Regions from separate parts of the Homo sapiens genome. Here region 2 is linked to region 1. The links are chromatin loops, found by intact Hi-C in ENCODE. Cell type or tissue: Caco-2. All regions are shown on one strand.

Region 1 (5,000 bases):
TATAATCTACTTATAACAAAAATGTTTCAATAGAATCAAAACACCATTGCTTTAGACACAAAAACTTATCACTAAATACACATACTACAACAGTAACTTCAAAAACAGTATCAAACACATCATGCTTTTAAATTCAAATGAAATAGTAGTGAAAATTAAACTGAATACTGCAGTTAGGCCCTGTGATTTTTTTCCCAATTTTAAGAGTATACATTTCTATAATCAAAAAAGAAAAAAAAAATCACTAACATGACAGCAACAAAGAAATCTGATTTTTATCCAAAACTCAATCCCATTCATATTAGACAAAAGCCAAGTTTTCACTTCAGAAAATAGCATCATGATCAAATAAATAATGAAGTCTTTTTAAAACAAACTATTTACAACTAAAATGTAACTACAATGATTCAGTTTCCTACGACTAAAAAAGTTCAATCCAATATACTCTTCTACAGTACCCATTTTAGAAGTGCTGGGGGCCAAATTTCACACCAGAATCTCTACCCCAAAAAGCAAACTGACATCATCTAGTACTGACACTAGTTTCAAAAGTAGCAGTATAACCACAATTTTAAAATTATTTTACTCTTTGAAAAGTCTAAAACCTTCCTAATACTTTCTAACACATTTTATAAGTATAGTTTCTAACCAAGAGCAAAAATCTGACCTAGACCCAGAGAAAAACTACCAAACTTATTTTAAAAAAATGTATTTGAAACATGGTTTCAGCCGGGTGTGGTGGCTCACGCCTGTAATCCCAGCACTCTGTGAGGCCGAGGCGGGCGGATCACAAGGTCAGGAGATGAGACCATCCTGGCTAACACAGTGAAACTCCGTCTCTACTAAAAATACAAAAAATTAGCCGGGCATGGTGGTGAGCACCTATAGTCCCAGCTATTCAGGAGGCTGAGGCAGGAGAATGGCATGAACCCAGGAGGCGGAGCTTGCAGTGAGCCGAGATCATCGCACCACTGCATTCCAGCCTGGGCAACAGAGCGAGACTCCGTCTCAAAACAAAAAAAAGAAAAATGGTTTTAATTCTTCACAGCTATGTAATCCTAGGCAATTCTAAGTCTTGTGTACATCATCTGTAAAATGGGATAATAGTACACATTTTACTGGCAGAGGTATTGTAAAGTTCAATGGAGTTAACTTGAAGTCTATAAACTCAAGGTAACAGAGATAGATATATAAAAAACAAGGTATATAGGGATATGTGAATATGCAGTCCAAACTCCTACAAACCAATACTTCCTTTACCAGTTTAATTTGCTCAGCATTATTTGGAATATGTCAAATACATGAGCAAGCACAGATGGCCCAAATAAATCAACAAAAGTCATATAAAAGCATTAAAAAATCATGTATTTTATGTGTAGAAAAACCCATACTCGGAGTTCCAAATGCTCTTAAATCAAACAAAATCCTAACAAGCTCAGTAACCTGATTTCTAGGTCCCTAAAACATTAAAAATGGCTAACTGGTTAAAAAAAAAAAAAAAGGTAAAGAACATGCAGAAAGAGCTCTCTCACGAAAGTACAGTGACTTGTAACAGGAGACAATGAAGTATAGAAATCAGGCATGTACACAAAAACACAAAGCTGTCTGGGTCCATCTAAGGGCAGGGACAAAACTCCCGCAGTCTCTAAATCACTCTTACAACACATTATTAAAATGGAAATTCTTAATAACCACCTTAGTCTTCAACAAAACCTTAAATGATATACAATGTTCTTTATTTATAAAGGGAAAACATACAATCCATTTGGACACGGTTTTGCTGGCAATTCAAAGTTTTGAATCCTAGAGTTCAACATAACTTCTTACTGAAATCCAAAAGGGAAAGAGTACCTACTCTGTATATATCTTACACACAAATGCACACATTCACATATAGGTAGAAATATTAAGTAATTCTAACAAGTATTTATGCTGAGGTTAAATGTCCTTTACTCAGCCACATTTAAACAAATTTGAGTTGAGATATAAAATGCAATAGTTAAGTTTAATAAAAAAAAACCCGCAAATATTTTGAGTCATTAGGAATTCATTTACAAAACAAAATTCCAACTGCATTCTCTAAATATCTCTATTTTTAATTTTTAAAACCAGGATTGGTACTCAATTCTTAAGGTCCCAATCAGACCACAGAAACCTAGTGTACATCTAAATTAGACATTTTGTTGATGTACGAAAAATCATGGTCCCCTATTTTACAAGTGCCATGTTTAAAACTGTCATGTTTATGATGCGCAAGTGCCTCCATGCGAGACTTTGAAGTCTTGATGCAATTGCCATTACCTTTTCCCCAAATTTAAAAATATATAGTTTCCAATAAAAATAGTTAAAAACATAGTTAAAAATAAATTTAACTATAAAAATGTATCCCAAAATAATTAGAATTTATGCAAAGTGCCCTAAAAACACTTAATTTAGTTACTTTATTACCTAACTGCTATTTGCAAAACAAATTCTCTAAGTGAATCTCTTGAAGACCATTTCATCTCACCTGGGAAGATCATAACTCAGATGTACAATAAAAAGCTGGCATATCTTAGTCAAAAATGTTTGCAATTCTATGTTTACGTAATTCAAGACCAAGATTTAGTTTCCTGTTTTTAACTTTTTTAACAAATTTAAGGTTACTGTATACACACATGAAATTATAAAATCATCTTGCACCTTAGAGAATACATTGGTTTTCCTAATACTTTTCCTTTATTCCTAGTGAAATCTAACAACTGAAGTAAGTATTCACATTTCCTAATGTTAATGATTTACTGCTAGTTACATGTTAACTTGAATTATCTCAGAAGCGGCATTTAAAAAACTGTTTTCTTAGAACTCCAAAAATTTCACAAAACAATGTTACCCCTTTTTCTTGAGGAACACTGATAAGTCTTTCTGGAAGATGATTAGTTTGCATTTTAAAACAAACGAGATTTTTCTCCATGGTTCTGGCTCCTTCCAAGAATGTCAGGTATATTTCACATGATTTAAAATCCTACACATATCAACTGACAGTATTTCATGATATGCCTCAAATAAGATTGAATCAACTTGTGACTCATGGGAAGACTAAACATTTCCATTTGGTTGTACAGTCAATCTTTGGAGTATTTTATATGAGGATGTCTTTAAAAATTCAAATCTGTGAACACCTCCAAAAGCCTAATGATAGTCATCACTTTATCTTAAAGAGGCAAATTTCTGGAGAACAATTAAAAATATAAATAGAATTTGGTATGGATAAAACTAGCCCATTGTCATATTTTAAAAGTTTTCACAAGACACTCAGCTGAAATGCAAATTTTCCTGATGTAATTTCCTCTATTTGTTGCTGCTTTTTTTACAACCTAAAAAAATTTGATTATTTCACAAAAACTTCAGTGAAGATTAGTAATATATCTTTTAACCAGTCAAAGAACTTACAGGTACTATCCAGCAAGGACTGAAGCATAGTTTAAAACTTTTAAAAGAAACATTAAGCAAGCTTTAGAAAAAGCACCAAAGTTCTAATGATGTGAATTTGTTCAAATAAAATGACATTATTAAGGTTTGTTCAGTGTAAACATTAATCTTTCTTAAAGTGAAAGAAGCCCCGTCACAGTCCTATACGAAAGTGAATAGAACAAAGTTTGAATCTAGTTTCATCATTGATTCCAGGAATTAAGGGGTACTAGCACTTTCCTGTAAAACCAATTCCTTTATTCTTCTCCTTACATGTAACTGTGTCTCTTTTATATCATAGTTTTAAAAGTATCTACATACATGTTTATTAGTTTAAATGTTCCAAGGTACTTCCTCTACACTGGTTAAAATAAAAACAAAGAAAAATTATCTGTCAAACAGAAATCACAATTTATGGGGGGATTCGTAGTAAAATAAGAGTATTTAATGATTATGCTATTTTAATTTTTACTGACAACGTAGTGCTTCGAGAACACAATTACTGGCTCCGTTATTGCTTTCTCATGCAAAAGATACAGAAACAAAACACAGAGACATCATGAAGGTCATCATTCTTGTTTTTAATTGGGGAAGAGCATAAAGCAATCTTGCTTAGATTATTACAAAACACAATCCAACACAAGATCAAATGGTCAGAAAAGCTTCAAGCATTAAAAAAAAAATTTTAAGTGGGACTTTGGCACATTTTCAGCCCAGGGCAAATAAAAGTGCAAGTCTGTGGTTTGTCTGTTTTTTAAATAAGATTATAACTTACATTTTTCATCAAAACTAACACAATTAATGAAGCTTTTAACCTGTACTAAGGTATTAAACCATTATATTTAAACCATTAATTAAAATGATTAACACCCACTTAGATTCATGAAAGCTAGCTGTAGAAATATTTGAAGGGGCTATAACATTGGGGGAAAATGGCAGGCCAATAATGTGCTGTAACTATTGAAAACATTTAATTGGCTATATATTGACATTTTATTAGCTTTGTCTTTGTTTTAAAGATTCCTAGCAATTAATGAGTTTCCAGAATTAGATAAAAATACTGTTTCTTAGCAGAGAATTATTAACTACAGATTTTTCAGGGTGCATCCACTTGCCACTGTATACAGATGTACTGTTTTTGTCATGACTGATGTATGCCTACAGAACTTATGTTGCTACAAATGTAGCAGGAGTTCAGTTAGATCGGGCAGAAAAATCAAAGGGGCTTCACATTCATTACCTCAACCAAAAAAAACTAAGGAGTTCACTAAAACAGTATGTCCTTGTGACAGGAAAGAAAATTCTTCCAATAACATTAGTCCAGCAAGAAGAAATGTCATAATGTGCTACCATTAAACCATTACTTAAGAGAGCAACATGTCCGACATGCCTTAAAATACATACTTGTACTTTTGAAAGAAGTTTGGAGCTTCAAAAAGTTTGGACCACTCTGCCTTACTCAGCAAAATTTCATCTGTGATAGCAAGACCTAAATTAAAAACATATTAAAATGTTTGCATACTTCAGTCTACAATCTAGAATTTTAAATA
Region 2 (5,000 bases), 70 kb after region 1:
AAAGAAAGGTGAGCCAAAGCTCAAAAATAAATAGTCTCTCTAGTTTTCTGTTTACTTTAATTGAGTGACTACTTCTCTGAACAATAAAGTTGCAACTTATCTGAATATAAATACTCAAAATAGAACACTCAAACTTACGATTGAACAGGTCTTTTGCTTGATCATAGGTCTTTGGGAATCCATCCAAAATATAACCTTGATTCCTGCAAGGCATTGATTTTAGCTTTTCTTTCATAAATCTAATTATATATTGATCGTCTAGTTGACCTGATAAAAAAACATATATGTATATATTACTTATAATGTATCACATTCTAAGTAAGAGTTGTTTTAAAGTTATCTCAAAAATTGTTGTGTAGTCAAAGGTACTATTGGAAATCCCTATTTTGCTTTTTTTTTTTTTTTTTTTTTAAAGAGACGGGGTCTCACTCTGTCGCCCAGGCTGGAATGCAGTGGTGTGGTCATAGCTCACTGCAGTCTCAGCCTCCCAGGCTCTGCAATCTTCCCACCTCAGCCTCCCAAGTAGCTGGGACTATAGGCGCTTGCCACCATGCCCCACTGATTTTTAAACGTTTTGTAGAGAAAGGATCTTGCAATGTTGCCCAGGCTAGTCTTGAACTCCTGGCCTCAAGCAATCCTCCCACCTTGGCCTCCCAAAATGTTGGGATTACATTTTGGCCCTTAAAGTAAAAAATATGTGATTTTGTACTTTGAACATGATGTGAATTCTAATGCACAGTAATGTAGGAGAACCCAGTGAACTTGTCTGCAAGAAAGAGCATGGGCGAGTGCCGATGTCTGCACTTTCAAAGTGTTCTGTAATCCCAATTTTTGGTGAAATTGATTGAGGAGCAGCAACTGGAGTAATGCAGAGAGCTCCGCCCGCCCGCAGGGTTTCTGTTTTGATATTACACCTCTGTAACCTTACTATACAATAATAAATGCTTCTGTTGTGAGAATTGTGAGATAGCATTCATGTTTGTTGCCAGCACATAATTTACTAAAAGAAGGTGCTGGATTTGACTAACAATCAAACTTGACCCGACCCTCAAAGGCACTTTTCTCTGTAATGCTTCAGAAAAGAACACGGCTCCCTTCTCCGTGTCTTTTCCAGTTGGCATTTCTGACCTCAGCCCCACTGGACAGTTCCCTCTCAAGCCCTGACACTGGGTTCCTGGCACTGCTTGGGAAGGATGAGGAGGGAGGAGTTTGTTCTAAAACTGGCACAGTGGTTTAATAACAACATGATGCAACTCCACCACAATATCCATCACTCCATCATAATTATTGAACAGCTACAATGTTCAAAACGCAGCCCCATCCTTACCTTGCTTAATGTGTACATTATAGTAATGTAAGTTTGACAAGTTAGGGAAATTGATCTTCAAAGCTCTTTCCAGAGTTTGTACTATTCCTTTACCTTATCAGTGAATCTATTATTCTTTTACCTTATCAGTGACTCCCCCTCCTCCTCTCCCTCCTCATCCTTCTCCGCCTTCTCATCCTCCCCCTCTTCCTTCCCTCCTCCTCCCCCCTCATTTTACATAATGTAAAATAAATAATTTCAGGCTTCTTTTTTATTACTCTATCAATGACAATAAACTGATCTAATTAAAACACCTCTCCCGGGCGGGCGCGGTGGCTCACACCTATAATCTCAGCACTTTGGGAGGCCAAGGTGGGTGGATTACCTGAGGTTGGGAGTTCGAGACCAGCCTGACCAACATGGAGAAACTCTCATCTCTACTAAAAATACAAAATTAGCCGGGCGTGGTGGCACATGCCTGTAATCCCAGCTACTCGAGAGGCTAAGGCAGGAGAATCGCTTGAACCCGGGAGGCGGAGGTTGCAGTGAGCCAAGATCGCACCATTGCACTCTAGCCTGGGCAACAAGAGTGAAACTCCATCTCAAAAACAAAAAACAAAAAACAAAACACAAAACACCTCTCCTTTCTTCTACCTTTCAGTGTCACACCATCCATTAGGCAGTAGCAGGTTCCGAAAATAACTGTCTTTCAGAAATTTAAATATTATGGCTAAGACAAAAAAAGATCTTAAGTATTATTTAACATAATGAAATTCCTCTGAATGATTCTACATTACTTCCCAGTAAGGTTCACAGGGGTGCCAAGAAATGAAGCCAAATAAAAACGTGTCAAGGGATTCACTAATATTCTAAATCTGGTTTTATTTAAGCCGTCTATTTTCTTTTTTGTTTTTTGAGACAGAGTCTCATCCGTTACCCAGGCTGGAGTGCAGTGGTGCAATCTTGGCTCACTGCAACCTCTGTCTCCTGGGTTCAAGAGATTCTCATGCCTCAGCCTCCCGAGTAGCTGGGATTACAGGTGTGCACCACTACGCCCAGCTAATTTTATTTGTATTTTTTAGTAGGGACAGGGTTTTGCCATGTTGGTCAGGCTGGTTTCAAACTCCTGACCTCAGGTGATCCACCTGCCTCAGCTTCCCAAAGTGCTGGGATTACAGGAATGAGCCGCCGCCCCCGGCCTAAGTCTATTTTCATTTTTCAAAGGCTTTGTTGTTAAATTAAAGGCACTTAATCTAGAAATCTAGCTGCAATTCCCTTCAATGCCTCCCTCAGTTTATTTCAGGCCCTGAGCTTAGCCACTCATTTCTGCTTGATTCGGAACGAAAGTGCTCAGTAATTAAGAAGGGACCTCCAGCAGCATTTTTTGGTAATTATGGGATGCTTACAAGGCATGACCCAGTACACAAAGGACCCAGTCCAAGTGCCTTTCTCTTGAGAAATGTGATCTCTTAGAGATAATCTCATGACCTTTGGCCAGGGTTCAGCTGTATGGCAGGCAACTGCGCTTTCTGTTTGAAAATGAATGAGCACAGCCCTCCTACATAGCTTTTAAAAATGTCATCCTGCTTTTTCTAAAAAAAAAAAAAATTAAATGTATCTTTCAAATGCCAGTAATATTTAAAATGTTCATATGAACACATATTCATAATTACTAAAACATGTTTAAAAATAGAGAGCTGCTCCCCTGAGCAGTGGTGGGAATGTGAGGGACGGCATTTGAGATGACAACCTGGCTTCTGTCCCCTCATCCCCAGGAAACTGTACTGTCTTAACTGATGATGACCAAACAGCAAGCAGTGATTTCACAAAGGAAAGAGTGCAGGCCGGGCGTGGTGGCTCACGCCTGTAATCCCAGCACTTTGGGAGCCCGAGGCAGGTGGATCACGAGGTCAGAAGATTGAGACCATCCTGGCTAACACGGTGAAATCCCATCTCTACTAAAAAATACAAAATAATTAGCCGGGCGTGGTGGCATGTGCCTGTAGTCCCAGCTACTCGGGAGGCTGAGGTAGGAGAATGGCATGAACCTGGGTGGCGGAGCTTGCAGTGAGCCGAGATCGCGCACTCCAGCCTGGGCAACAGAGTGAAACTCCTTCTCAAAAAAAAAAAAAAAAAAAAAAAGGAAAGAGTGCAAAAGCTATGTATTTGTAGGAAGTCTGCCTCATGAGAGAGATCACCCTTCTTTCTGTTTTTTTTTTTTTTTGAGACAGGGTCTCCTGTCACTCAGGCTAGAGTGCAGTGTTGGGATCTTGGCTCACTGTGGCCTCTACTTCCTGGGATCAGGTAATCCTAGTGCCTCGCACACCACCATACCCAGCTAATTTTTTTTTTTTTTTTTTTTTTTGTAGAGACGGGGTCTTGCTATGCCACCCAGGCTGGTCTCAAACTCCTGGCCTCAAGTGATCTTCCTGCCTCAGCCTCTCAAAGCGCTGGGATTACGGGCGTGAGCCACCATATGTGAGCCACCGTATCTGACTTTTTTCTTTATAGAAGCAGAAGCAAAAGTGTTCCACTTGGGTCCCAGTTTGAACTTGGTAAATAAATGTACCTCAGAACTAGAATTATCCATACAGTTATTCTTAAAGATAATGAGAAATGAAACAAAATGAGTGGCTTTTTACTCAGTTCACCAGGCAATGGGTAAAACTCCATTGTTTGCTGAGATACAAAAGTTTAAAAATCTACATTCTCATCCAGGCAGTTTGATATTTGGATAAATTTGTCTAAATCAGGTAATGTCCGTAAGCAGCTCAGGGAAGAAATACCTTAAGAAGCAGCAGCCGGGCAGGGTGGCTCACGCCTATGATCCTAGCACTTTGGGAGGCCGAGGCGGGTGGATTGCCTGAGCTCAGGAGTTCGAAACCAGCCTGGTCAACACAGTGAAACCCCGTGTATCTACTAAAAATACAAAAAAATTAGCCGGGTGTGGTGGCGTGCGCCTGTAGTCCCAGCGACTCGGGAGGCTGAGGCAGGAGAATTGCCTGAACCTGGGAAGCAGAGGTTGCAGTGAGCCGAGATTGCACCATTGCACTCCAGCCTGGGTGACAAAGTGAGAAAGTGAGAATCTGTTGCCAAAAAAAAAAAAAGCAGCAGCAAAAGATGGCTCTTGGAAGAAATTTTGGAATCTTCAATTTGATCTAATTAATATGGACACATTAATATTGCAAAATCTTTCATACTGCACTAATTTGTTAAAAGAACTGTGTATTGGAGTTTGCAATTTAAAACTAACTGAGGCACAACGGACTTGTTTAAAATATTTTACTTGATTATACATATACACTTTCCAAAATTCTTATGTAATCTCTAGTGGACTTTTAACTGGTCAAAGTTTGTGTTTATGAGAACCTTTGCCTTTTTTTTTTTTTTTTACATATTCGTCTACACTTACAGATTTCCTCAGTAATATTCTGAGTTGTTGGTTATTTGCTTTCAGTTACATTTTTTATTGTGCATGCAGAATGTGCATTGCTGCCCGAGACTTTAGGTTCATTATAGGTTTATTTGGGCAGCATTAGAAAAAAAATACCATAAATCAAGCCAGCATTTTAATAAGGCCAAAACAAAGTTGGTGATCTAAAGGCTTGTTAATGGTATGGAGTTTCTACATGACGTTAGTGAAAAATGAGGGTTGTTTTCTATTAGGAAAATGGGCAACTCTCTCCGGCCGTGT

What was found. Peaks named below come from ENCODE experiments on the same cell type or tissue, not always from the same donor. Only the 100,000 strongest peaks of a DNase experiment are listed, where the experiment ranks them.
Region 2: a loop joins it to region 1, with 11 times the contacts of the local background. A loop is called at or near these places in 1 of 110 quality-filtered maps.

The regions. Positions count from the first base shown.
Region 1 is chr14:96,536,915-96,541,914 of GRCh38, reverse strand. PAPOLA (poly(A) polymerase alpha) reads right to left here. Exons shown (of 22, transcript NM_032632.5): 12 at 4,855-4,939. Among named protein-coding and RNA genes, the nearest start is that of PAPOLA, 37 kb to the right of the region's middle. In Caco-2, no CTCF peak of the experiment used is centred here; no DNase peak of the experiment used is centred here.
Region 2 is chr14:96,466,745-96,471,744 of GRCh38, reverse strand. It overlaps AK7 (adenylate kinase 7), which reads right to left. Exons shown (of 18, transcript NM_152327.5): 13 at 139-267. Among named protein-coding and RNA genes, the nearest start is that of PAPOLA-DT, 33 kb to the left of the region's middle. In Caco-2, no CTCF peak of the experiment used is centred here; DNase peaks (open chromatin) are centred at 2,774 and 3,144.